Regions from separate parts of the Homo sapiens genome. Here all the other regions are linked to region 6. Evidence: chromatin loops called from intact Hi-C (ENCODE). Cell type or tissue: heart right ventricle. All regions are shown on one strand. Region 1 overlaps MRPL22 (mitochondrial ribosomal protein L22). Region 2 overlaps TIMD4 (T cell immunoglobulin and mucin domain containing 4). Region 3 has its middle 25 kb from the start of PPP1R2B. Region 4 has its middle 180 kb from the start of KIF4B. Region 5 has its middle 470 kb from the start of KIF4B. Region 6 has its middle 130 kb from the start of KIF4B. Region 7 has its middle 250 kb from the start of KIF4B.

Evidence for each region. A loop is a pair of places that touch in the nucleus more often than their neighbours do. Peaks named below come from ENCODE experiments on the same cell type or tissue, not always from the same donor. Only the 100,000 strongest peaks of a DNase experiment are listed, where the experiment ranks them.
Region 1: a loop joins it to region 6, with 5 times the contacts of the local background. A loop is called at or near these places in 39 of 110 quality-filtered maps.
Region 2: it touches region 6 in a loop (8-fold over the local background); 5 of 110 quality-filtered maps call a loop at or near these places.
Region 3: a loop joins it to region 6, with 5 times the contacts of the local background. A loop is called at or near these places in 18 of 110 quality-filtered maps.
Region 4: it touches region 6 in a loop (2.6-fold over the local background); 4 of 110 quality-filtered maps call a loop at or near these places.
Region 5: a loop joins it to region 6, with 5 times the contacts of the local background. A loop is called at or near these places in 6 of 110 quality-filtered maps.
Region 7: it touches region 6 in a loop (2.2-fold over the local background); 11 of 110 quality-filtered maps call a loop at or near these places.

Annotation. Positions count from the first base shown.
Region 1 is chr5:154,965,505-154,969,504 of GRCh38, reverse strand. MRPL22 (mitochondrial ribosomal protein L22) reads right to left here. Exons shown (of 7, transcript NM_014180.4): 7 at 94-2,819. The coding sequence ends at 2,608. Among named protein-coding and RNA genes, the nearest start is that of MRPL22, 26 kb to the right of the region's middle. In heart right ventricle, a CTCF peak has its summit at 1,870 (motif pointing left); no DNase peak of the experiment used is centred here; H3K4me3 peaks cover 909 bases; H3K27ac peaks cover 1,905 bases.
Region 2 is chr5:156,933,392-156,937,391 of GRCh38, reverse strand. All of the region lies in intron 5 of TIMD4 (T cell immunoglobulin and mucin domain containing 4), which reads left to right. Among named protein-coding and RNA genes, the nearest start is that of TIMD4, 28 kb to the left of the region's middle. In heart right ventricle, a CTCF peak has its summit at 2,320; no DNase peak of the experiment used is centred here.
Region 3 is chr5:156,823,156-156,827,155 of GRCh38, reverse strand. No RefSeq gene overlaps it. Among named protein-coding and RNA genes, the nearest start is that of PPP1R2B, 25 kb to the left of the region's middle. In heart right ventricle, a CTCF peak has its summit at 2,201 (motif pointing right); no DNase peak of the experiment used is centred here.
Region 4 is chr5:155,192,287-155,196,286 of GRCh38, reverse strand. No RefSeq gene overlaps it. Among named protein-coding and RNA genes, the nearest start is that of KIF4B, 180 kb to the right of the region's middle. In heart right ventricle, no CTCF peak of the experiment used is centred here; DNase peaks (open chromatin) are centred at 2,496, 2,586 and 3,115; H3K27ac peaks cover 3,093 bases.
Region 5 is chr5:155,479,057-155,483,056 of GRCh38, reverse strand. No RefSeq gene overlaps it. Among named protein-coding and RNA genes, the nearest start is that of KIF4B, 470 kb to the right of the region's middle. In heart right ventricle, no CTCF peak of the experiment used is centred here; a DNase peak (open chromatin) is centred at 2,186; H3K27ac peaks cover 3,143 bases.
Region 6 is chr5:155,137,894-155,141,893 of GRCh38, reverse strand. No RefSeq gene overlaps it. Among named protein-coding and RNA genes, the nearest start is that of KIF4B, 130 kb to the right of the region's middle. RefSeq lists a silencer at 1,601-1,758. In heart right ventricle, a CTCF peak has its summit at 2,096 (motif pointing left); a DNase peak (open chromatin) is centred at 2,083; H3K27ac peaks cover 519 bases.
Region 7 is chr5:155,259,345-155,263,344 of GRCh38, reverse strand. No RefSeq gene overlaps it. Among named protein-coding and RNA genes, the nearest start is that of KIF4B, 250 kb to the right of the region's middle. In heart right ventricle, a CTCF peak has its summit at 2,283; no DNase peak of the experiment used is centred here.

The sequences.
Region 1 (4,000 bases), 170 kb after region 6:
GCATTCAGAGATTGCCATTAAAGAATAACAGATAATGGCTTCTGAATGTATTAGTCCATTTTCACACCACTATAAAGAATACCCAAGATTGGGTAATTTATAAAGAAAAGACATTTAATTGTGTCAAAGTTCTGCATGGCTGGGGAGGCCTCAGGAAACTTACAATCATGGCAGAGGGTGAAGTAGGCACATTTTACATGGCAGCAGGCAAGACAGCGAGTGAAGAGGGAACTTTCAAACACTTATAAAACCATCAGATCTCATGAGAACCCACTCACTATCACGAGAACAGCATGGGGTACACCACACCCATCATCAATCACCTCCCTCCGTCACTAGGTGGGGATTACAGGTCCCTCCCTGGACACATGGGGATTACAATTTGAGATAAGATTGGGTGGGAACACAGAGCCAAACCATATCACTGAACATGCAAAGTGAAACTTCAGGTGGGGACCACAATGTTCATGGATGTTAGAAAGTACACTCTTAGCCACGAAAACTAGCCGGATGTCACAATGGGAAAGATTCATTGAGATAATGTATATATAGTGCTTAAAATAGTACCAGATACAGTCAGTGACACAGGTTAGCTATTATTACTTTTTGTAACGTACTGGAAGCAGTTCCAAATGAAGGCTTAACCTGGGAAGGAAATTTTCTTCATTACAATCCTACTTTTTCCTTACCACTTTCAAAATAGCTTTTACAGCCTGACTGAAGCAGTGCCTTCACTTACATAATTTATATTTATGATGTCCATGGCACCACCTGGCTTTAGTCACACCCAAGGAAGTCACAACTCCAAGAGCAATCGTGGAGCATCCCCACCACATGAGAGCACAGTGACCTGGTGTGATAATTCTCCAACATGCAAATCACTGGGGCATTTATTAAAACTGCAGGTTCCATGGTCTCCCACACCAAAGCTTCTGATTCACTTAGTCTGAGAGTAGAGCCCAGGAATTTGCATTTTTAAACAAATTCTTCAAGTGATTCTAAAAAAGGTTTTCTACAGAGAACATTGAGTCTCTTGTTTCATAAATGAATGAAATGGAGGCCAGCAAGGGAAGAGACCTATCCAGTCTTCTTTCTGGCTAATGAGAATGCACAGACTAGAATGAAGGTTACCTTTTAATATTCCAGTGTTATTTCCCTGACTCCATGCTACAACAGCTTAGGACCCAGAATGAATCTGTCCTACACCTTGGTTTATTCCACTGACCCCTGATGTCTTTTTACCCATGCATTAGGTTAACTGGAGAGACACAAAAACCCAGCTGTATACTCAAAAGGTATGCAGAACCAGCTACTTTAGAAACCTTTCAATCATAGCCCCAATATTTACATGCTGTGTGACTTGTGATAGTTATTTGAATTCTGTGTGCTTCGGTTTATTCCTTTGTAAAGTGGTAAAACAAAAGCTACATTTTCAGGATGTTGTGAAGAATTATGTAAAATACTAGCACAGAGCTTGCAAATAACAAGTTCCCAGTAAACAGTAACTATTATTAATGCCATCTTAAAACATGGCAATAAAACTACATTTTTTCATTCTCCTAAAGCCGTATTCTCAAAGCGTAGTCCCCTACAACAGAATTACCTGGAAGTGTTTGTTTAAAACATAGATTTCTGAAACCAGCCCCCCATAAGACCTAGTGAATTGAATCATTGGGGTGGGGCCCAGAAGTCTGCATTAACAAGCAAGCATCCTCGATTCTTCTTTTGCATGCAAAAGTTGGACTAGGGCTGTAGACAAAGAGTACTTCTTCTTAATGAAGACGTGTATGAATGAGAGGGAAGCAGTGTTGAACACTCTAATTTGAAACTAACAATTTTCTGCTAATAAAAGGTTGAGTGCCACCTACTGCCCCATTTTAGAATGCAATGCTGAGATTGGTTCAATTCCTCTCTCAGTAATTGAATTTACCCTGAAAAATAAATCAATCCTAAACAAGATATCCAAACAATATAAAGCACTGTTGGAAGAAGAAATAAAAACAGGCTTTGCTTAACCAAAAGAAAATTTTCAAAGTTAAAGGTTTTTGGAGTTTTAGATTCGTATATCTAATAAACTCCTGTAGTTTCGAGTTACTGCTAAAACAGTAAAGGAAAATATAATTTTTGACTCACTGGCCTGTGCCAACAGTGAAAGGAAAAACGGTACCACTGAACACCCTAAAATACTGTAATGAAACAACATGCAGCCACTCTAACTTCCCATGGTCCCAAGAGAAAATTAAGTGAAATAAAAGCAATTTTCTTACCTCATAACACTGTATTCAAGTCCAGTATCAAAACAGCCACCTGCAGGACACTAGTTGGAAAGTTAACATTCCCTTTCAAAGTTACTCCAAAAGCCTTTTGAAATATAGTCTGTTACTATGTTTAAAGCTGATTTCCCCTTCCAAGTCGCAAATGCATACAAATATGCCCAGAGGCTCAAAAGAAATGGGCAAAGCCTTATAAATATTCATTTACAACTAGCAGTTATACACTGTTTCAATAATTCAATGAGAAATCATAAAAAGCATTTGCCTTCAATTTTTGTTTATTTTTAGAAAATAAATGGCAAAATATATACACTGTGGAGTCTGAATCTCCTCATCATAGAGTGTGAACGATGGTCCGGCTGCGAAGCTGCTGAATATACTCTTTGGCATGGGCAACTGCCGTCTTTGGTGGCTCAGGTGGAGGTGGGGGCCCTTCCACCAACTTCACAAAATAATGGCAATAAACCTTCTCCATGATCCCAAAGCGACCTCTGCCATGGTAGCGGATGCGTTTCAGGCACTGGCCTCGTCCTGAGGTGGACTCAGCTAAACAGGAAGAAAAAGAGAATTACAGGAAATGAGTGTTATCCACAAGCCTGATCAGCTGAGCAATTTCTGTCCTTTCCTTGACTGGATTCTGAGATTACATGGGCTCACTGGTTGGCTAGAGCAGGCTTGTCTCAAAACAACTATCTCCTGAATGCTAACTAAGGACCAGGCACTATTCTAGTGTTGGAGAAGTAAGAGTGCACAAGACTGGCAAGGCCCCTGCCTCCAAGCAGTTTACATTCTGGAGAAGAAAGACGTAAAATAAAATGATAATTTCAGCTAGTGACAAGTGCTGTGAATAAATCAGAATGAGATGACAGACAATGATGGGGTGTAAGGGACTTCAGACTGGGAGTGTCAAGAGGCATCCCTGAGAAAGAGACATTTGATCTAAGAGCAGAATGAATCATCTATTTGAATATCTAGGGACAGGGTATTCCAGGCAGAGGAAACAGCAAGTGCAAAGGCCCAATGGTGGGAATGCACTCGGCTTGTTTTAGGAAAAGAAAGAAGACTACCATGCTGAAGCATAGTAAGCAAGGGGAAGAGAAGCACAAACAAGGAAAAGAGATTAGAGATAAAGCTAGGGCAAGATTACACAAGGTCCTGTAGGCTCAGGCAAGGAGTTTTTTATTTTATTCTAATTGTGATGAGAAGCCACTGGAGTCAATGGCTCCCAAATGCTGGTTCTCTGACAAGCTACATCAGACTAACCTAGGGAATGTAATTAAAATGCAGATGCTGAGACCTCACCTCTGTGGATTCTAATTCAGTATATCTGGGGTGGGCCTTGGAAATTACATCCTGGGCAAACACCCGTACCCCAACTCTCCCCAGAAATTCTGACTGACAGCCAGTTTTAGGAACTCTGGCACAACGGCCCCTTCAGCTCCCCTCCCCCATTCTGTATATCAAAATTTGACCTTGAAAGTGTAAAGAAATCTTTTAAATAGCATGTAAGGGCCAGGCGCGGTGGCTCACACCTGTAATCTCAGCACTTTGGGAGGCCAAGGCGGGCGGATCACCACAAGGTCAGGAGTTTAACCTTGGCCAACATAGTGAAACCCCATCTCCATTAAAAATACAAAAAATTAGCCAGTTGTGGTGGTGGGCACCTGTAATCCTAGCTACTTGGGAGGCTGAGGCAAGAGAATCGCTTGAACCCGAGAGGCAGAGGT
Region 2 (4,000 bases), 1.8 Mb before region 6:
TCTCTCTCTGTTTTCTGCCCTATAAACAAGTCAATAAATAAAGGTACAAACGCCCTTTGGTAAGATCTACCATCTGTAACTGGGGGCTGTTGAACCCTGTGATACTCAGCAGTATATTAGAGAGGAAAAGAAGTGGAACCTGGAATCAGATGTCATTGCCCTACCATTCACTAGCTCTCATTATTAGCTATGCAGCCTTGGGCAAGATATGGACCCCTCAGAGCTTTCATTTCCTCCTCTTTCAATAAGTCTGCCCAAGTTTACTTAGCTCATAGACTCATATTAAAGCTCCAATGAGATAATGTATGTGAAAGTGCTTTGTGCACTTTCAGATGCTTACATTGTACTCACAATAATAATCATCGATAATAATGATTATTAGAATCTCTTTTCCAAAAACTGTACCCATCCAGGTGGTACAGGACTGGGGTTTCATTTCCTTTTTTTTTTTTTTTTTTTCCAGACGGAGTCTCGCTCTCTTACCCAGGCTGGAGGGCAAGGGCGCCATCTCGGCTCACTGCAACCTCTGCCTCCCATGTTCAAGCGATTCTCCTACCTCAACCTCCTGAGTAGCTGGGATTACAGGCACCCGCCATCATGCCTGGCTAATTTTTTTTTCTTTTTTTTTTTGTACTTTTGTAGAGACGGGGTTTCACCATGTGGGCCAGGCTGGTTTTGAACTTTTGACCTCAGGTGATCTGCCCACCTCGGCCTCCCAAACTGCTGGGATTACAGGCGTGAGCCACTCTTCCCATTGTATTCACTCTCCAGCACTCATCTTGCCACATTTTCCAAAGTCCATAGAGCCCAGAGGATAGGAGTTTGGGCTTTGAAGTTAAATGATCCTGGCTCCAAGATTTGCTCTGTCCCTTCCTACTATGCAACTTGAGCAAGTTGCCTGACCTCTCCAGGCCACAAGTTTCCCACTGTGAGATGAGGGCAGTAATGGGAACTACTGACGAGCATTTTCTGAGAATTAACTAAGAACATGAGAAGTACTTCACATTGTACTTGGCATGCAGTAAGTGCTCAGTATATGGTAGCCATTTATTATTATTGTTGTTGTTATCAATAATTCTGAGTGTTTTAGGTCAAATGCAGATCTTCCCACCTCCCTCAATCAAGATTAGTTAATTTATTTATTTCTGTTTTTGAGATGGGGTCTCGTTCTGCAGCTCAGGCTGGAGTGCAGTGGTGTGATCATGGCTCACTGCAGCCTTTATCTCTTGGGCTCAAGCGATCCTCCTGCCGCAGCCTCCTGAGTAGCTGGGACTACAGTCATGCACCACCATGCCCAGCTAATTTTTTTTTATTTTGTAGAGATGGTGTCTCCCTATGTTGCCCAGGCTGGTCTTGAACTCCTGCGTTCAAGAGATCTGGCCGCCTCGGCCTCCCAAAGCGCTGGATTACAAGCATGAGCTACCGTGCCTGGTCTCATTGAAGATTTATTGATCAGCTAATGTGGGCAAAGCCCAGTGCTAGACATTGCCCTCCAGAGGAGAGTCCAGTGATGAAGGATTAGGAATGAGGTCTTATCTGTGCTTTACTGAGACCCTCAGCTATTGGCACATGAGAACAGAAGCCTAAGGAGGTGACTCTAGGCTCTCACAGGGTTGATGAGATTTTGTTGCTAGGGTGTCTCAAGGTTGATGAGATTTTGTTGCTAGTGGAAGGTTGAGGCCAAGGTTCAGAACCAAGGTGCCTCTTGAACAATGGTGTTCTAGAATCCCTGGTTTCCTTCTATCTACCTAATCTGCGTGAAATGTGACAGTATCTCACCATTTCTTTCTCTTTCTGAACCACATTGGGTGCCAACAGAACTTGCTCTCTGTTCTCTTTCAAAATTACCAACATGGACCCCACCCAATTCTTCCCTTGGAACTAAGGAACGCCTGACTGATGTATGTAATGCTCTGTTGATTTATTCATTTCAGTGTATATATTCATTTAAGTGTATAAAAACATGTAAAGTCCTTTAGAATTTGAAGCAAGCATGCGAATTCAATAAATGTGTGCTTCCACTTTCAAAAGGAGTTTTGAAATTCCGGATTTGTATTAGTGCTGCTGGGAAAGGTCAGAAAATATGAATTCTGAGTAGAGGTCAGCAAAATACGTAGTCCCTTCCTTTGTTATTTACTGTAAAATCTTGCGCAAATGAACTTTTCTCTCTAGATTTCAGCTTCCCTCTTGACAAATTAAAAAAAAAAAAGAAATTGGAGGAGACAATTTCAAATCCCTCCCAACTCTTAAACATTCAGATTGTGATTTTTGGATTCTTTTGCTCTTTTGGATTTTTTAAGACCATATCGCCCATGATCCACAGGGGGCAGCGTAAGCCCGAGGCTACCCATGAAAGAAAAGAAACTGTTCTCTGAAGGCTTGCACTTGTCACTTCTAAAATTCTAGGATTGCGTTGAAGTTGTATCTTTGAGTTGACTTATTTCAGAACTAATTTTGTTTTAAACATAGGACAGATGAGTCCCAGCATCTATGAATTCAATGATGAGTCAACATATGTGATATCTGTTTTAAAATGCACCCACTGAGAAGACAGAGTGCTCTTCTTTTCCGTTGATTTCTGGCTCGAAGCTCACTCATTCGAGAATTTGTGTTTTCAAGTAGGATTATAATATGCTTTTTTTCTTTTCTGTCAGATTCGTTAAGAACATTTTTTTTTGAGTCATTCAGAGTTGGGTTCAAATTTCCTTTGTTTGTGTCACCTTGGGCAATCAATGTAACTTCTTTCAGCCTCAGTTTACCATCTGTAAAATGGGTTTATGAACATTAAATGTGATAATTTGGCCAGGCATGGTAGCTCACACTTGTAATCTCAGCACTTTGGGAGAACGACTTGGGAGGATCACTTGAGCCCAGGAGTTTGAGACCAGCCTGGTCAACATAGCAAAACTCCATCTCTACCAAAACAAAACAAAACAAAACAAACAAACAAACAAAAAAAACCACACACACTAGCTAGGTGTGGTGGCACACACTTGTAGTCCCAGCTATTTGGGAAGCAGAGGTGAGGTGGGAGGATACCGTGAGCCAGAGCCTGGGAGGTTGAGGCTGCAGTGAGCCCTGATTGCACACTGCACTTAAGCCTAGGCGACAGAACAAGACCCTGTCTCTAGGTTTTTAAAAAATTATAATTTATACAAAGTGCTTATAACTGTGCCTGGCACATAGTAAGAGCTCAATAAATGTATTCAAAGAGGAAGTCTCTGCTAATTTTAAAGCAAGTTTCTATGAATAGGATGGGAACGGGGATGATATTAAAAGTGGATTCTTAAAAGATCTTCTTGTCTAAAATTGTAATGCCATTTCAGAACTGCACATAGCACAGTTCTAATTAAGTGACAAAGCAGGTTCTGGTGTACCACGGTAAGCATAGCCATGTTGAAAAGGAAGTCTATTATTACCCTAACTTCTGAAGGCTCTTACAATTAAATTAATTCCTTGATACCATGGGGGTTGTTTTTGCACCAGTAGACCAATAGGGATCTGCAAACTTTTTCCGTAAAGGGCCAGAAAGGGCCGGGCACGGTGGCTCACACCTATAATCCCACCACTTTAGGAGGCCAAGGTGGGTGGATCACAGCTCCTCAAGGTCAGGAGTTTGAGACCAGCCTGGCCAACATGATGAAACCATATTTCTACCAAAAATACAAAAATTAGCTGGGCCTGTAATCCCAGCCACTCAGGAGACTGAGGCAGGAGAATCGCTTGAACCTGGGAGGTGGAGGTTGCAGTGAGCCAAGATCGCACCACTGCACTCCAGTCTGGGAGACAGAGTGAGACTCTGTCTCAAACAAAACAAAACAAAACAAAACAAAACAAAACAAAACAACACTCTCACCCATGAACAGATAAAGAGATTATCACTGTTACAGTTTGGACTATATCCTTTCACTTTTCAGCTTTTTTTGGGGGGGGGTTGGGGGGCGAGATCTCACTCTGTTGCCCAAGCTGTAGTGCAGTGAACCAGTCATAGCTCACTGCA
Region 3 (4,000 bases), 1.7 Mb before region 6:
AATTGATCAATGCTCACTCCAAGTTGTTTCATCTGGGCTACTCTACAGCTGAGGTCTTTATTTTGATTTCTTGGCTGGATTTCATTATTTCAACAAACAATTTTTTCTCTTTATTTTAAGGAGGGGTTATAGATTACTAGAGGTTTTGAGTTCATTTTCTGCCCCCAAGCTTGAAGAATTCTTTTATTTTTATTTTATTAATTTATTTTTTAAAGACAGTGACTCACTCTGTTGCCCAGGCTGGAGCACAGTGGCACAATCATAGCTCACTGCAGCCTCGACCTCCCAGGCTCAAGCAGTCCTACCACTTCAGCCTCCAGAGTAGCTGGGACTACAGGTCTGCACTAACATGCCTGGCTAATTTTTTAAATTTTTTTTGTAGAGATGGGGTCTTGCTAGGGTGCCCAGGTTGGTCTCAAACTCCTGGCCTCAAGTTATTCTCCTGTCTTGGCCTCTCAAAGTGCTGAGATTTCAGGTGTGAGCCACTGAGCCTGGCCCCCAAATATTCATCTTTTTAATTTCTTTTTTATGCTGTGCTGCCTTGGATATTTTCAGGTTAACACATTATTTCTTTTTGCATTACTCTTCTCTAAGAGATCTGCTCTGTATCTTACTTCCTCCTCTGATGTTCTGAATGAATTCTCTCGAGCCCTCCTTCCACCATTTTCTGAGACTAGCCTCATCCTCTGGCTGCAGCTGGAAGGCTCAGGGGTTTTTCCATCCCCCTCTCTCTAGCCTGTGGATGGGGTAGGGCAAGGGAACAGTCAGCTAGGATTGGGTGCAATCATTCTTACAGGAACTGGTTTCTGTTCCTCTTTCTTACATTTTGTTTTCTGTCCTAAACCTGCGATTGCTCCACTTAATGAAGTGCAGGGTGATACCTTCTAAATGCTTCCCCCAATTTAGCATGGAGTCTAGTAGCCTGCGCTTCTGCACAAGGGGGTCGATTTGACTATTCTCTTCTCTTTTCATTTTTCCCCACCTCAGGCCATTTCTGTGTACTTCCTTGAAATCAAAAGGGGCAAAGAGGACATCATCCTCCTTGCGTTTCTTATCCAATTTGGGAGTATCAAGGAACAGTCTCGGGAGTTTCAGCACCTTCTGGGAGCCAGCCTCCTTTCTTGGCCACTGTCTTTTGCATATTATGGCATTCAATTCTCTTTTTTGGTTGTGGCTGATTTATTTATTTTTCTATTTTTTCCACTAGTTTCATTGTGTATGACAGGACAGGGAGTCTGTGAGTCATTTTACTTTTTTTTACCTGAATGTCTGTCTTGAGCCTTTCATTTGTGTCATGATACCAGCTGTTGCCTTTTTCACTAACAAAAAGGCACGTTCCTTGGGTGTTTTTTTCACTAGCATGAAGTCTTCCCACGCTGCTCACCAATGCCATATTCTGAAGTCTGATTTAAAGTATTACAATGAGATGTCAGCTTATGTCAGCATTGGAAGGCCAGGCCACTTATCCTTTTTGACAAAATCAAAAGCGTTCAATGTGAAATAAAAATTACTAAAATACATTTTTTTTTACTCTTTTATTTTACTTCAATCAACAGTCAGACTAAATGTCATCAAGTGTTATATTTGAGATCGTGCTGATTTTAAAACTCTGGTAGTTATTAGCCTATTGGAAGTGAAAGACGTTCTCAAAATGTGTTTTTCCTGCCATTTCTGCCTCGGCCTTCACTGCTGTAGTAACCTCATTATTCCAAATTTAAGGATGTGAGGCTGTGGTGAGATCCTCACAGAAACTAGTCAAATGGAGTTCCTGTCCTCATAATCTCAGATGTTTATTATTTACTTTTCAGGGTTTAGAAGACTAATTAACAAATCAAAGAAATCATTATAAAACAGTTTAGGGTATTTGGGCTTTTACCTCCTGGGAAATAAGCCTTGTATTTTTAAAAGCGTATTTGTTTTCATGATGTAAGGGAAATACATTGTTGAATACAAATGCTTTGATATAATGAATATGTTTAAGCCAAACAAGATATAGCCAGATCCTCACCAGAGAGGCTTAGAAAACAAACCAGTACATGCTATCTTTTGTTTCAGTGTCATTAATTTTTGTTGATCTTTTGTTTCCTGTATCTTTGGGACATGAAGAAGGTTTTGGCAGCACCTAAACGTTTACTCAGCAGTCCTTGGGAATTTTAGGGCATTAAATGGAGCTGGTTAATGGACCACTGGGTGTCAGTATTGTCTTTACTTACCCTGGCAGGAACTGAATCAGGTTGTCCTTTTCAGAGACTTTTGGGTTTTGTTGGAATACAGAATCTTAGATTTTCTGTCCAAACCAGGAGGGGACCATCTAGCACAACCAGCTTTGTTCGTGGATGAAGGGGCTAAGTCATGGAGAAGGAACAGCTGATTCCTGTTCAGGGGTGGTTTCTACCACCCTGAGCTTCCCAAATTTCTACATCAGGATCTCAAACTTAAATGCCCCTAGGGTCAGACAGGCAGGAAAGTCAAGTGGACCCTCCTTAGCCTAATGAATAGAAGGGGTGCTCTTTTTTCTGCATACACATTTGCTGTTTCCTGTTTTCTTGATCAGGCCACTTGGTGTATCTTTACTATCTCCAGTACTGATTCAGAAAAAAAATTTCTTCTATGGTTTAAAAAAGGACTGCAAAAACATGATGATAAAACTCAAACAACCCTTGGCCGCATGTGAGGGAGGCAATAGGGAATGTATAAAGGCGCCAGCAGCGTCACATGCCAGCGAGGTGAGGGTGTCCTCACACAGGTGGGATCTTCAGATTTTTCAAGAGAAATGGGAAATCTGGATTTTTATGTGAATTTTTGTCATTTACATAGGCTGGTTCAAACTTAAAAAATCAAGACCCATCTGTGGGCCAGATATGACACTCCTAGGATAACAAGTTATAATCTCTGTGGACTATAACTTGGATGTTTTATCTTCTAACTTGAATTATTTTGCCTCCAACTTCTAGTTTGAGCTAATTGGCTCTAGCATGATGAGAGAAAGTTCCTTGGGAGATGCATAGGAATTCCTTGTCTTTGGCAACTGCATCTTTTTTTTTTTTTTTTTAATCCAAAGAAAAGAAAATGCATTGTTCAGCTGTCTGACGGGATGGTAGACTAGAAATGTTGAATATCCAGTTAACCTCATTTGATCTAGGAGAGGTTGGGAAAGTTAAGATTACTAACAAATTTTCAGTGCTAGGTAATTTTCTATTGTGAATGTACTAGGAAGGAAGCCATAGAAGGGAAGCACCTAGAAGCCTCTCCCAACCCTGAGAATCTGCCTCTTATAGACAGGAGAGCTGAAAGTCTGAGAGAGCCATTTTCGGACTCATAGCCACAGGACAGGCTTTGGAGATGGCCTACTCTAGACACTTTGATTTGACACTTAGGAAAGTGAGGTACAGATGGAGCAGTCATTTATTCAAGGTCATGTAGCTGATGGCAAAGCACTTTGGATTCCTGATCTCGGAGGGGGGGTTAGTGAGGAAGAACATGCCGTTCTGTCATTGGACAACACAGTCTGTTTTGTGCAAATATTCACAGACAATAGCGTTCAGGAGAAAAAATAGTCATATGAAGGAAGAAGTTGACTCTGGGAGAAGAATATTCCTATCTAGGAAGGAATAGACTCTCCAACAAATGCACAGAAAGGCAAATTGGTCATTTTTTTTTCTTTTGTTTTTTAACATTTAAGTTTGAAAGTCATCTGATAGTTCACCCACTGTGTTTCTCTGGTGTATTTTATTTAGTAAGAGTTCTTCTAGAGTTAGGAAGGAGGAAAATGATCTGTTATAATCTGCAGAATGAATAATGTTAATTATAAAGGAGGATGCAGGGATGGTACATGGGCTTAATTTGCAGCAAGAAAGACTTAAGTGAGATGCACTGAAGAACTTGACAGGGAGGGTTTCTTAAGATTGGAATGTAATCTTGGCAGAAATTATGGGATTTTCTTTAATTCTGTTATTATAGCTTTCATAGTGCAAGCTAACCATCTCTGCTTTTAGCATTA
Region 4 (4,000 bases), 54 kb before region 6:
TGAGAACAAATAATTTGAAGCTTTGGAACTGTGCTGTTCAATACAGTGGCTACTAGCCACATGTGGCTATTTAAATTAAAATTAGATGAAATTAAAAATTCCATTCCTCAGTCACAATTGCCATATTTCAGGTCCTAAATCGCCACATGTGGGTAGTGGTTACTGTATTAGCACAGCATAGAACATTTCCATTTCAAAAGTTCTATTAGACAGAGCTGCTCTAGAAGCTTAAGTTGGAAGGGATCTTTCTTGTCTCTCAATTCCACATGCTGTGAAACCTAGGACTTCCCATAGAAAATCTCTGACAGAGATTCTAAAAACAAAATTTGAAGAAAGGAAAGTAAAGGTGTCTGAAAACTTCCTGAGAGTTTGTCATAGCAATTAAGACCCCAGGTTTGGAAGTTCAAGCTTCATTCAAAATCTAGTTTTCCACAAACTGGCTATGTAATATTGGCATGTCGCAGCATTTGTAAGCCTTGCTTTCCTCACTGTCTGTGGCCTATCCACAGCCTCTCCCCACTTCCTTCTTTCCTAGTAACAGAATCCCAGTGTATTTCAGTGGTTAACAGAGACCCATTGATTTCAAGAAGGTGGATCCCACCACAGACATAGGAGATGCAGTTCTGTATGAGATATTAAGGGAACTAGGCTCAGGAGGAATTCTCTTCCCACATAAAAAGACAAAGCCTGTGAGGAGCAGAACTTTGGTGCTTCCTCATCCTTCTTGCTTGCTCTGTGGACATAATGCCTAGAGCTGTAGCAGCCATCTTGCAGCCATGAGTTGTCAAGCATTAGGATTAAGGCCAATATTCTAAGGGTCAAAGAACAGAAGGTTGAGAGAACTTGGGCTCTGGATGACATCATTAAACAGCCACATACTTCTGCACTGTTTCATGTGGGAAAAATACGTACCTATGTTGAAGCTTCCATAAGTTTTGTTTAGTTACTTACATCAAAAGCTTTATAAATTGATATTTCATCTTGGATCAACAGTATTCAGCTTGGCTGCTTTAACTAAAAACCTCAAATAATGGAAGTTTTAAAAGATAGAAATTTGTTTCTATCCCAGGTAAAAGAGATATGAGGTACACAGTCCAGGGAAGGTCCAGCTTCACATGAATATCAGGGCCTCTTGCTGCTTCTCTCTTTCTGCTCCATCATACAAGCACTTGGTTTCCATCTTCAAAGTTACCTCATAGTCCAAGATGGCTACAGGAATTCCAGCCATCACAAAGACATTCCAGGCAGCAGGAAGGAGGAAAAGGAAAGGACAAATGGGTACTTCTCCCAGATGAGTTAGCATCACTTAAACAGCCAGTCTTAGAAGTTACACACAACACTCCCACCTAACAGCTCCTGCACCAGAATATAGTCCCACAGTATGCCTTGTTGCCAAGCAGCCTGGAAATATAGTCTTTTCGCTGGGAGCTATTGCCACCCCAATACAATCAGCATTCTTCTACTGAGGAATAAGGAGAGAACAATTCTCAGGTGGCAACTGACAGGCTGTTGTAAAACAAAGTGAGTTGATGCCAGAAAAATATCTGGCACGGTGCATGATATATATAAACTCTAAAAAAGAGTTGGGAGTGGGGATAGGAAGGGAGTAAAATATTTTATCTTCACCTTTGAGTTGTTTTGTAATGAGTTGGTCTTTGTTCCATTAATACAGCATTCTCCAAATTTTAGCATTTGCATACCATCTTTGTGTTTTTTCTATATTCATATACCACCTATATATTATTCCCTTTAAATCAACTTGACATTTAAGCTTAAATTTAAGTATATAATTCCCATAAATAGAAAACCAATATTCCTCTAATAATAACATAAAAATTATAGCTATTAAAAATTTCACTTTGGATATTACCTAAAACCACCTCACATGCCACATTTTTGGAAAACATTTCTCCATTAAATACTTCGGAATAAATGACTTTTGTGATTGATTGCCTCAGGTTTGCTTTGGTCATTAATCAATCTCCACTGCTACTTATTTGCTTCATCTAACAGCATAAGATGGAGATTATTCCTTAAATATCTTTAGTAATTAGAAAAACTGACATCTTCTTTGGGTTCAACCAACCTTTAATGAGAATTGATGACAAGAAGAATACGCTTATGGGACTTAAAAGAAAGCTGACACATTCAGCAGCTTCTTAATTTTCTTTTTTAGGATCCAGACAGAGCCCTATTGAGAAGTAATTTTTAAACACATTGTCAACTTCAAGTACGTCTTCAATATCTTTTCTTTTCAGTCTCTAATCTGTATTTAACTTTCCAGGCCAAACTCCTTGACGTGACATTCAAAGTGCTCTATGCTATCTCCCTACATTCCTCCACACACTTGACACTCGTCCCCAGTGTCCCTGGCATGTACAAGCCCCCACACTGTTCCTCAGCTGCTGTTGGCATCACTGTTTCCTCATACGTAAAATGGCAATTTTACCTCCTGCCTCATTTAACTGCTAAGCCTATCATGAGGATAAAATAAGACCATGCTGTGAAAGCTCTTGGAAAAGTGAAAAGTGCTCTGTGTAAGATGGCATCATCTCAGTCAACTGCCCTCATGCTGAAGTGGCTCTGAGCATGGGCTCTGCAGCCAGAGCACCTGGCTCACTACCATTTTCGTGCTGTGTGACCTTGGGGAAGTCACTGTATGTCTTCGCATCTCAGTTTCCTCTCCTGTAAAATGAGACTAGCACCTACCAATGTGGTATTATGAAGATTCAATGGGTTAATCCACAGGAAGCACTTAGAACAGTGCCTGGCACATAATGAGCTCTCAGAACGTGTTAGCTATTATCCTTATTATTATTATCTCCAAAGGACAGCAGTGAAAAGAGTGGGCTCCAGAGTCATGCAAATTTGGTTTCAAATCCCAGCCCCATGACTCACTACTGGGATGTAAATAGGTCACAAATTCACTCACATTGCTCTCCCAGGTGCCAAGGAAATGGTGTTTCTCTATTTATCTCCCTAACAGACCTGCTCTTTGACAGAAGCACTCACTTCCTGGGCAACGGGAAATGGGCAAACAAACAAACAATAAAACCTAGATGGAGTCCACTTCAGCAAACCTGAACTGACACAGTAATTTTAAATTCCTTAGGTAAGACTCACTCACTTTAAATATAAATGTTCGGTCATAGATTTCCACCCGCTTCCCTGCTCCTCTCCAAGACCAGAAATGTGGGAGGTGGACTTATGTAACCTGGCAGTGTTGTAACCAGGGCTGAGACTAGGATGCAGCAAGTGAGGTGTGTAAGATGCAGAATTTGGGAAGAACTCGCACAATCCTGAGAGTGAGCCCCTCTTTAAATCTGGTGACCTTAGTGCTCACTTGCTTCACTCTAGTGCGAGCCCTGGGGCAGGAAAACCCCTAATCTCCTGCTCCTCATTGGTTATGAGCCAATTGGTTGGGGACCTCATGGCTGTTACTGGTTCTCTTCCTGGTGTTATGCTGTTGCTGAAATTAGTGCCTAACACACCCCAAAGTCTGGTTGCGATGATAGCCTGGATAGGTTCTCCAGCTGATTTGGTCTTGCCATAGCCCTTGCTAAAGCTGCTGAGTCTTGGTCTCAGAAACAGTCACCCACATTATCTGTAAGGCAGTGCTGGTGTTCCTCAGACCAACTCCTCCAGGATCCACTCTCTGGAGCACACAGGCACTTCCCTCCATGCCACAAGTACACTGAAGGCAATTTAGAAAAGCTAAACCTTGACCTTCTCTCTGCCTAATCATGTGGGATGGCCAGGGGTCCTTTGATAAACTGTCCCCACTCCAGTTTGGAGCAGGGCAGCCTAGAGGTAAATTCTGCCCAGAGCCCTAAATGTTCCTTGAATCCAAACCAACTTGACATTGTCACTCCTTTAATTAATTCCATCATCCCCATTTGCTGCAGCCCAATATCCACAGTAGGGAGATCAGGACCCACAGTCCCACCGCTGACTCTCCTCTTCTTCCCACAAACACCCTGGCCTGAAGGATCAGGCTTCT
Region 5 (4,000 bases), 340 kb before region 6:
TCTGTCTCTCTGTCTCTCTCTCTCTCTCTCTCTAAGACAGGGAGAGAGGAGAAGTGATAAAGAAAGGAACATGCAGAAAGAGGGATGACTTTCAAAAATATCCAAGGCAACTATTCTGGATGAAAATAATGTATACATATGTAACTAACCTGCACATTGTGTACATGTACCCTAAAACTTAAAGTATAACAATAATAAAATAAAAAAAAGAAAAAGAAAATAATGAGCTTGTGACACTTTTTTTTTTAGGTTTTTCAGCCTTTTTTTGGCAGAGCAGTTTTAGGTACACAGCAAAATTAATAAGAAGGGGCAGATATTTCCCATATAACATCTGCCCTAGCACAAGCATAGCCTCCCCCATTATCTACATCCACCACCAGAATGGTACATTTGTGAGCCATTATTATACTGACACATCAATATCATTCAAAGTCCATAGTTTACATTAGGGTTCACTCTGTGTTGTGCATTCTATGAGTTTGGACAACTATACAATGACATGTAGCCATCACTACAGTGTCATACAGAATATTGTCACTATTTTTAAAATCTTCTATTCTCTCCCTACTTAACCCTTGCAATCACTGACCTTTTTACTCTCTGCATAGTTTTGCCTTTTAAAGAAAGTCATATAGCTGCAATCATACAGTATGTAATATTTTCAGGTTGGCTTATTTCATTTAGTAAGACCCTTTAAAGTTTCCTTCTTATCTTTTCATGGCTTGATAGCTCATTTCTTTTTAGCCCGGAGTAATACTCTATTGTCTGGATATACCACAGTTAATTTATCCATTCACCTACTGAAGGACATTTTAGCTGCTTCTGGGTTTTGGTAATTATGAATAAAGCTGCTAAAAGTATCTATGTGTAAGACATAAGTTTTGTGTGGACATAAGCTTTCAACTCTTGGGTAAATATAGAGGAGGTCAATTGGCAGATTGTATAAGAGTATGTTTAGTTTCATAAGAGACTGACAAAATGTCTTCCAATGTGGCTGTAACACTTTTCTATCAGCAATATATAAGAGATCCTGTTGCTCCATAGCCTTGCCAGCATTTGGTGTTGTCAGTGTCCCACATATTGGCCATTCTAATAAGTGTGTAGCAGTATCTTGTTGTTTTAATTTGCATTTTCCTGCTAACATATGATGTAAAGCATCTTTTCATATGTTATTTGTTATTTGTATATATTTTTGGGTGAAGAGTCTGTGATGGTCTTTGGCCCATTCAGACAATTTTAAAAGACTTTTTGAAATGGTATAATAATAGCAGAAATGTTTATTTTTGACACCTTAAAATAGCTGTTTTAAGAAAATTAATTTTGATGAAAATGAAGCCCTTTAGTCTGCTGATACCTTGACATGCAAATCTGGGAGAAGTTACAGTGTGGAGTTCGTAATAGAACAGTTTGAAGAGCTGTGGGATGAGAATGTGGAACTAGAAATCAGAAAGTATATTCTGTTAGCAGAAAACCCTGGACTGCTCAGGACATGTACACCAAGACTGCCCTTTTGGGAAAGCCATTTATGGTCTGTGTTCCAAAACAAAGCTGAAAGAGGTGATAACAAAGCAAAACAAGATAGAAAAATGAAATAGTAGAACACATAGAGATCCAGAGGAGTCTATACAGAAGGCATGGGAAACAGGATTAACAGAATAACTGCCTTGACAGCTAGTGGCCCTTCAAGTCCAGTTCATGTCCCTCTTGAAGAGTGGTGAAATTTCTAGGCCTTGGGGAAAAGATATACCCATGGATAAATCCTTCTATAATTAAACCAGATGGATCGGTTTCTGGTTTACTGCTATTAAAACAATTCCAGTATAAGACAAATACCCTTAGTTAATTTTGCACCAAAAGTTCATGTCCTGGCCAGGAATCTCAGGAGGCTGGATGCCAGTCAAGATGGGTCATTTGACACAAAGGAAGGAGAGGTCTGCAAGGGAATCCTGCTATGGAAACTTTAGCATCAGTAACTGCGGGGATGAAGATATGAGCATTTGCCAACTTGGGAAAATAATAATTATAAACAGAGATCTGAAACTTGCAGTTCTGGCAGGCATTCCATTGCTAGCCCCACAGCCTGTGTTGGGTGAATCATGAGACTCCTATCAGCCTCCCTCAGATTGTGAGCAACCAAGTGTGATGAGGATACTTGTCACTACTTTTCACAGCTCATGAGTGGTGAGCGATTACTGTGATTAACAAGGACACTGGGTCCATTCACATGATGAACTTGCAGCTTTTGCCAGTGAGGAATTATGGTGATTAGCTATTCAGAGTGATTAAAAGTTCACTGGCTAAGGCAAAACCTCAGCTGATGGGAAAACAGTGATGGAGGGGGGCATGCCCACTGCATGGGGAGTGGATGCTGATACAGAGCCACTAATATGAGAAGCAGAGGACGAATATCAATTGTCATTAATTTTGTTGCATCCACAATGACCCATAATAAACTGACCTTCCCTGACAGAGAGAAAAGGGGAGAAAAAGCAATTATTAACAGAAGAATATTTTTTGTTTGGGGGGGGGAGGGATTAAAATCCTGTTTATCCTGAGAAAATAGGATTAACTTTAAAACATCTCCATTAACTCTATTTTGGCCAGATTCAAGGATAGTTGGGTCTAATAAATGCAGATATATAAAATGGCATTGAAAAGACTTGGCATAATGGTTAGTAACCTAGGCTCTGGGATCAGATACATCAAGGTTAATTATCTTCTACTTAACAGCTGTGACCTTGTGACGTTCACTCAGTCTGAAAAACATCAGTAAATCTAAACACCGAATTGCTGAAGGATTCAATGAGAAAAATGCTTAGAAATGTGCCTAGCATACCACCCTCAAGAAATATTATTAGTAACCACAAAAACAATCTAGAAATCATTTTGTCATTCATTGCAAATCCAAGGGATTCATATACTTTTATGTGCCCATTGAAGTCTGTGTCACTTAGGCATACTTACCAAATTTACAGTTGATATCATACTGTGAAAAATATTCAACTGAAATGGATAACAAAATTGAGATCTCAAATGTACTCAACTATCTGAGATAATAATTCAACTGTAACATAGTGAAAATTGAATTCTGTAACTTATTCCACATCAGTCATCATACTCAGCACTGGGCATATAGAGATGATTAAGAAGGGGGCTATGCTATCAAAATGCTCAAGGTCCAGTTGGAGAGTGTCTTAGTCCATCTGTGTTGATATAAAGGAATACCTGGGGCTGGGTAATCTATAAAGAAAATAGGTTTATTTGACTCACAGTTCTGCAGGCTGTATAAGAAACATTGCACCAGCATCTGCTTCTGATGAGGGCCTCAGGCTGCTTCTATTCATAGTGGAAGGCAAGCCAGTGTGTGCAGTGAGAAAGGGAATGAAAGAGAGAGAGGGAGGAGGTGCTACGCTCTTTTTAATAACCAGGTTTTTTAGGAACTAACAGAGATGGAACTCACTCATTACTATGAGGATGTTACCAAGCCATTCATGGGGGATCCACCTACATGACCAAAACACCTCCCATTAGGCTCCAACTTCAATACTGGGGATCAAATTTCAATGTGATATTTTGAGATGTCAAACAAACCATACTCAAACTATAGCACAGAGAGATGTACACATCAACAAAGGCAATCCCCTTGGATAAGCACAGTCACAAGGCCGTTCCAGAGAAAGGAGTATGTAATCTTCTACAGGATGGGAGGAAGAGAGAAATCGAGGGAGTTTTATCTCATCTGAATTTCAGGCAGAGAAAACACAACATGCAAAGAAATGAAACGTTAAATGACATGTCATATTTGAGAGACTATAGTAGAAGGAGAGAAGTGGTGAGTGAAAGGAGAAAACGAGAGAGAAATATATGCTGGGAAAGATATTGAGAGATTCAAGTGCCATGCTAAAGAATGTAGGTGTTATCTTGAAAGGTACAAGGGAGGAGTCAAATAGTTGATTCAAAAAATCTATTTAGTAAGCACCTTCTGTGTGCTAGACATTGG
Region 6 (4,000 bases):
ACAGGTGCGCACCATCATGCCCCGCTAATTTTTTGTACTTTTACTGGAGACAGGGTTTCACCATGTTGGCAGACTGGTGTTGAACTCCTGACCTCAAGTGATCCTCCTGCCTCTGCCTCCCAAAGTGGTAGGATTACAGGCTGGAGCCACCGCACCCAGGGCCAATTTATGTCCTTTTAAAGTAAACTCTTCTGTGTTTTCTAATTTTCTGTTTGGAAGCTTGTAGAACTCTCCATTCATCACTGAAATGTAAAAATCCTTATCAGGCTTTGTCTTGGAATATAAATTTTACATTTGCCTGAAAAACTTGAAAAACACTTTCCATCCAAGTGGCTTTGTTTTGTTTTGTTTTAATTTTGGAACGTTTTCTTCTATTATTCCTTCAAACATTGCATATAATCTATTTGCTTTATGTCTTTCTTCAAGAATTCTTATAATTTGCAGGTTGCACTTGCAATCTCTGACTTCTATATCTCTTCTCTCTTTTCATCCTTATTACCGTTCTCTGTGTTCTGGAGAAGTTTCAAAAATTTATCCCCGGTTCCTGATTAAATTTTCTGCAGTGTAGACTCTGCCTTCCTGCTTCCAATCAACAATCCGTGTTGTGATTTTTGTTTCATTCTACTTTCTTTTCATCTCAAACATTTTAAGAAATGATATCCTCTCTTTTTATCTTATTCCACATAAATTATCTCCTAAATTTTACATCTGTTCATTGGGAGGTTTATTTAAAAAGAGGAATATATATACTCTTGCTTTCTTAAATTCTGTGCTCACAGAGAACATGGAAATCTTAGGGCGATTAAAGCAGTTAAGCTAAAGATTTTAAACTCTAAAGCTACCAGGTCAAGCAGAGAACACAAAGCCAAACAAGCAGAGAGACACTTGTCCTGACCACAGGGGACACCCATTGTGCACCTCCAGTCAGAAACCTGGATGTTTCCATGGTAAGTCTAGACGCTCACATATTAATCACTAATTTGAAAATTGTGTAAAATGCTATGCAGGCCATGCTGCACACCTGTGTGGACTAGATTTAGCCTGGAGGCTGCTTGCTTATAACCTCTGAGTTCACAAAGCCTGCCAAACTGGGTTTTTCTTAAGCGGACTCATACAGGCTGTCCCTTCAAAGACAAACATCTCCACCTAGTAGTTGTTCTAAGAAGGGGCTTCGAGCATCAAATGTGAGTAGTGGGAGTCAGATCGTGAAATATTTGCGGTCCCTCCCAACCTTAGGTCTAAGTTTCCCTGACCCTCTCACTTCATCCATCCTGACCACTTACTAAAGTCCTCCTCATCCCCACACCACAGGTGGGCCTCAGGGCCACCTCATGAAGTCATCCACGATTAGTTAATCCTCCTTCATGTTTTTCCTTCCACAAAGAACTTCTCTACCACTTTTCCTTTAACTCTCTTGATTGCGTTACACTCTGGGTGTTATCACATCAACCTGTAATCAATATAACATTTATCAAGGACATATTTTACACTCCTTTTTAATGCCAGTCCTTCAAAATTATCTCCTCCAGGATTTTCTCTATGCTTTTCCTGGCCAGATCTGGAATTGGCTTTTGATAATTTTTTTTTTTTTTTTTGAGATGGAGTCCCACTCTGTCACCCAGGCTGGAGTACAGTGGCACAATCTCAGCTCACTGCAACCTCCGCCTCCCGGGTTTCGAGCAATTCTCCTGCCTCAGCCTCCCCAGTAGCTGCGATTACAGGTGCACACCACCACACCCACCTAACTTTTGTATTTTCAGTAGAGACAGGGCTTCGCCATGTTGGACAGGCTGGTCTCAAACTCCTGACCTCAGGTGATCTGCCCGCCTCAGCCTCCCAAAGTGCTGGGATTACAGGCATGAGCCACCACACCCAGCCTGATAAATATCTATTAAAGTGAAAAAAATGAGTGCTATTTTTATACAATAAGAATTAGCTCTACAGTTACCCATTTTTCATATTAAAAGGATCCAGTTTCCCATCACGTCTGCATGTGAGCCCCAGATGCTCAACTCCAGCCAGTGAGTGACCTCAGCTATCCCAGCCGAGGACAGTTAGGGCATTCCCTGGCTACCAACTGTCTCTGGCACCACCTGCTGGTCACTCATGTATTCACCAGACACAACGAAGACCGAGATTAAGGTTTCTAAAAGTGGACCAGAATCTATTTGCCTTGAAAAACAGAAATATACTTAAGGCTCAGAATGGACACGACAGGAGGATCTCCTCCCTGCTCACCCTTCCTCTGCTTCGTGCGGGGAGTAGGGCTTAAAACTTCTTTTATTTTAATGTAGCCACGGTGTTGTGCATAGTAGAACCACCGCAACCACGACGTCATCTTCACCCTCTAGTGAGAGTTCACTGTGTGGCCTGCATTTCATTACCTCCCGATAATCCCAAAACGGAAGAAGTGGTACTGGGACAGCAGAGACCTGTGTCAATTCCTTACCACGGCCCAGCCACGTGGCCTTGGCAGAGACTTCTCCCTTCAGTGTCTCTAGTGAGCGTTCGCTTACTAAACTCCTCTCCAGCTCTAAAATCTCATGAAGCTATAAATCTTATGTCATGCCTTCCAGGCCACCATCCAGACTCATGCTGGCCAACAATCACACAGGCCACAGTAGGGCTATTGAGCTCCTGAAGTGTGCCCAGGCCTATCTGAGATGTGCTTAAATGTGAAATGCACACTAAATTTTAAGACTTCGTATGAGAAAAAATATAAAATATCATTAATTTTTATATTGATTATGTATAGATATGATCATATTTAATATACTGGTTTAAATTAAATGCTATCAAAAATACTTTCACCTTTCTTTTTTATTATGGCACTAAATGTTAAATTGCATACAGGCCTCCTGTTTTCAGCAGATAGCACTGATCTAAACAAAGTACCCAGTCGTCTTATATATTAACAGAAGGAAGAATATGAAAAATATCTCTATCTTAGGATCTTTTTATTTATTTATTTTGTCCTTTTTGTATGAGTCTCTATGGTAAATAAAAATGCCTAGGTCTCCCACTCCCAGGATGGTCATTTATGCCTGTCAGCATCTTTGAACCTTGAAGATGGTCTCCCTGGAGCTAAAGTCAGCCTGGCCTGGAAAGCTCATGAAACCCCTAGAAAACATCCTAAAGAGGTGAGAGCTATGCTAGAAGGAGCTCTGATCCAGAAACATAAATATGTGGGGTCAGGTGCAATTTAAAAACTGTAAATGACTTATATGCTTATGAAAATGTTCTCTCATGCTGGTAATCAAAGAAATGGAAATTAAAACGAGATCTCCTTTTTAGCTTATCATGGCATAGACTTTTTAAATTAGAGTTGGCCATGGAATATGGAAATCAGTGCATTTATTCCCTACCTGGGGGAGCTAAAATTCATACAGCCTTTCAGGGGGCAATTTAGAAATGTAGAAAAACAGCTTTACAACTATGCACACCTTCTGAGCCAACAATTCCACCTCTAGGGATTTTGTCAAAGGCAATCACCATTGCTATGCTCAATAACTTACTGTAGGGATGTTCACTACCTCAAAAGTTATAACAAAAATAACACCAAACCAGGGAATTTTTTAAATTACAGCATATTGAGAAAATAGAATAATATGTTGCCATTAAAACTTGTGTAACAGAATGTGTAATGATAAATTAAATTAAATTCCTCCTCCCCTGCCCCCCATCATACTCCTCAATTCAGCCTAAATGATCATTTTAAAGTGAAGCAGATCAGGATCCTCCCTTGTTTAAAACCCGTCACTGCCTTCACTTGGTATGAGGATAAAGACCGCCCCTGCCCACCCCAACCTTTATATGGCCCTAAGGCTCTAGGTCCTGCCTTTTCTCCAGCTTTGCCTCTTGCCAGCCTCCTCTCCCTTGCTGTGCTCCCACCTGGCACGGGGACCTTCTTTCAGCCCCACAGCCCTGGAAAGTTCTTGCTGGCTCTGGGATTTCACTCATAGCCCGCAAATTGGATGCTGCCTGCACCTCAGCCCCGACT
Region 7 (4,000 bases), 120 kb before region 6:
CAAGGGAGCAGCTGAGGAATTATCAAGGAGTACCTGCCCCTTCTTGGGTGTGGTAAAACCTTTCTGCAAAGAGTGTGGATTAAAAGATCAAACTACTGGAGTAATGTAGACAAAAGGTGAAGGTGTCCTCTGCTAACAGAGTTTTGTGATGATAGGAGTGGGCTGTTTTGAGAGCTATTAAGGAGGTAGAACCACCATGATCAGCCATTGATTAGGTGAAGGTAGGGGTAGGAGTAAAGGGTGATGCTCAGGTTTCTGGCTTGGGCAACTCTTTGGATGGGAGTACCATTTACTGAGATGAGGGAAATGGGTAAGAACAGTTTGGAAGGAGTTAATAAAACGTCTTTGGAATTTTCAAGGCATGATGTCCAATTAGCCCACACTTAGATAGATGGGGATAGAGTTGAAAAGAATAACCTGGGCTTAAGTTTTCAATTTGGGAATCATCAGCTATAGGTAAATGGTAATTAAGGCACTACAAATAGAGTGAATCAACCTGGAAAAAGTGTATAGCATGAGGATAAACGAGGGCCATGATGAATGCAGATATTTAAAGGATACACAGGGGGAAAGTTTCAGAAAGAAGACAGAAAAGAGGAAGCCTGAGTTCCAGAAGGAATACCCAGAGAAGGTGACGCCATCCAGGCCAAGGAAAGATAATTTCAAGGAGAGACTGCTAAAAGTCAAGCAAAACAAGCGCAGGCATTGATCCTTTGGATTTAGGCACAAAGAGGTGACAGATGACTGCGGAGAAAGTGTTTTCCATGGAATGGTGGAATCAGATTCCAGTTGTGCTGTTATGATGCATATATGCAGCTTGACACAAGTTAGTCTACATGTCTCCTGGTGCTCCTTCAAGAACCCCAGCTATGACTGAGGGGCCACAGGACCTCCACCTGTGCACCTTACACAGCCTCCTCACACACAGAAAGCACTCAATAATCACTTGTGGGAAATAAATGCAAATTGATATCCCCACTTTTAACAACTTCATTTGGAAGCCTAGTAAAAATTACTGGAGAGAGGAGAGGAAAAGATGCTTACATCTGCTCACTGACCTGTTTGGCATTTTTCTATCTCTCCCCCTGATTTCCAGGCATTAAATTAATCATGCCCTTTCTTCCTACCTTTACTCCTGGGTCAATAGACAAGGCCTTTCTGGTCTAATTAGACTCTTAAATGAGCTCTAGATGCTTAAGGAAGAGCCTAGGCTGAGGAATCCAAACCACCCTCCTTTCTTCTATCTAGTCCTATTTAGTTGATGCCACAAAAAAATAGGCTGGTTTTGCATCTGGTTATTTCTGCCTGGGCCCTTTGTGATCTCTCTCAGAGGGTGACCGCTCATCACTCAGATGACACAGAGGAGATCCACACCAGCAACAGTCCAAGTAGCCAGCATTTATTAAGCATTTCCTATGAGCCGGATATCATGCAGATGTTCCTACAGAACTTCTTCAATCACATCACAGTTCTGTTCAAAATCCTCACTGGCTCCACATTGTACAAAGAATAAATGTAATTTGCATCTAATTCTTATCTAATGCCTTTAATTCATTCAGAACTAAGCAAAACAAAGAAGGGATATATTAGGTTAAAAGGCTACCATTAGGCCAGGTGTGGTGGCTCACACCTGTAATCCTTGCATTTGGGAGGCCAAGGCAGGAGGATAGTTAGGGCCAGGAGATTGTAGACCAACATGGCAAGACCCTACCTCTATGTAATACAAAGAAAAAAGCTACTGTGAGATTGCAGGAATACATTTGGGCTAAAAGTTCCCTATTTGTTCCTCCAACAAGGTCCATTCTAAAAGAATGTCCTCTCTGATTAAATAAAACAGCAAATATGTGTGTGTGTGTGTGTGTGTGTGTGTGTGTGTGTGTGTATTCTCTTTCCCTGGAGTAGTCAATTTGTTAATTATGGCAACAACCACATTCTATTACTATTGGAGCTCATTCTCATGACAGATTACACAAATAGTCTTCAGTGCAAATCACCTTACAAAGGGAAGACATCACTTAAAACTGTAAGCCTAAACATCAGGGGGAAATGGAAGTATTTCATAGGTGATGCCGAGTATTAGCTATTATTGTGGATTATTTAGCGGTCTCACACCAGGGGAGCAGAAAACTGAACATGGTGAGAAATACTCAGAATTAAGAATTTGTTTCTTCACCATCTCTACCAGCTATCAATGTATTGCCTTTCCAATCCAAAATCACCCAGCATTGCCTGCTCTGTACAAATGAGTTTTAGTCCTTTAAATAACTCATTTCACCAGCTGGCGTAATGCTACATGTTGTCCATGGAGGGTGCTGAAGAGACATTTGAGCTGGAAGGGTTTTTCTCCATTGAGGGCAGGCTTCTGCAGCACAGGTGGCTTCCCATGCCCAGTTCCTGCTGTGCAAGCAGCTTCTTCAATGTCTGGCTTCTGCAGCATGCACGGCTTCTCTCAGCATCCAGCTCCCGCAGTGCAGGCAGCTTCCTGAGCACCAAGCTTATGAAGTGCATAGTAGTTAGTAGCACTTGGGAAGTTTATAGTAGAGTCCTCTACTATAGCAGAGTAGGGAGACACTTCTCTGTGACAGTTTTCCTTAGCACCTTAGGACGCATTGCCTACAAGCTCCAAAGGGCAGATTCTAGCAAGTTACACCAGTGCAGCACCCCAACATCTCTGCCATTCAGTAAGTCACAGCACTGTCCTCTCCAACAATCACTAGGTCTCAGCCTAGAGGGTCTCTTCCTGTGATGCTCTGTCTCAGTTTTATGGGTAGTGGCTGGCTGCACCTTATATCTGATATTCCTATCTTCTTTAGAGCTCTCTTTTCTTCTTACTAGTCAATCCCTCATGACTTTAACCGCTGTAATAGTTAATTCTTTATATTAAAGTCTCCTCACTCAAGTTACCATATGACTGCTGCCTCCTGATTGGTCCCTGATTGACACACTGTTGCATATGCACAGGCACACACACATACACACACACAAACACAATGGCTTATAAACTTTAAAATGGGTACAAACTGTTTTAAACCCTCCAGCCCCCAGCTCCCAAAATCAAACTTTCGCTAGGCTAGAGATGAATATACTAACTTATTTTATCCTCATAGTACCCCTAAAGGACTGGTATTTTTAATCCCAGTTTTACAGACGGGGAACTGACATGTTGAGTGGTTAAATGACTTACCCAAGTTCCCAACACCATATAGAATGTTTTATACATTAGTAGCACCAAGACTGTGCTATGCAGAACTCCTATTAACCTCAATAGGGAAGGCACCATGCTCAAGTGGCCAAAGAAGAGACCTGGAGCCAGCAAATGAGACATGGGGTTTTACTGGGGGCTTCCATACGGGGGAAAGAGTCCAGTAGTTGCAGGCTGGGTAGGAGAACTGCCTTCCGTACAGAAACAGTCTAGGGGTGGTGGCTTGGACAAGATATCCGCCTTACATAACAGTCCAATGGTGGAAGGCTAGACAACATAACCACAGGGCCCAATGGCAGTGGGTTAGGCAGGAAAACCACAACTGCCTGCAAACAGCATGAAGTTTATATACAGCATTTTCACTTAACACCATCCCCTTAACGACCTTCACCTGGCAACCTTCATGTAACCCAAAACCCAGGGCCTCAATCCCCTGTACAGCCCGTGTTCCACAAGATGGGCTGGGAGCTCAGATGTTTATCATACATAAGGAACGAATCTCCAGGTTGGCCATTCCCAGAATCCCTAGCTCCGAGCACACATTCAGGTGCATCTGAATACAGGGTGACTCTAAGGGTATGCTTAGATTATTGTTGTCAGGTGCATTTAGGCAACAGACTGAGCTACGTCGTTCCAAAACTAGAGAAGTCATTTACCTAAGATTAAGGACTGTCCTGACTTGTTTTTCTTTTTTCTTTTTTTTTTTTTTTTTTTTTTTTTTGTGACAGAGTCTCACTCTTGTTGCCCAGGCTGGAGTGCAGTGGCGCCATCTCGGCTCACTGCAATCTCTGCCTCCCG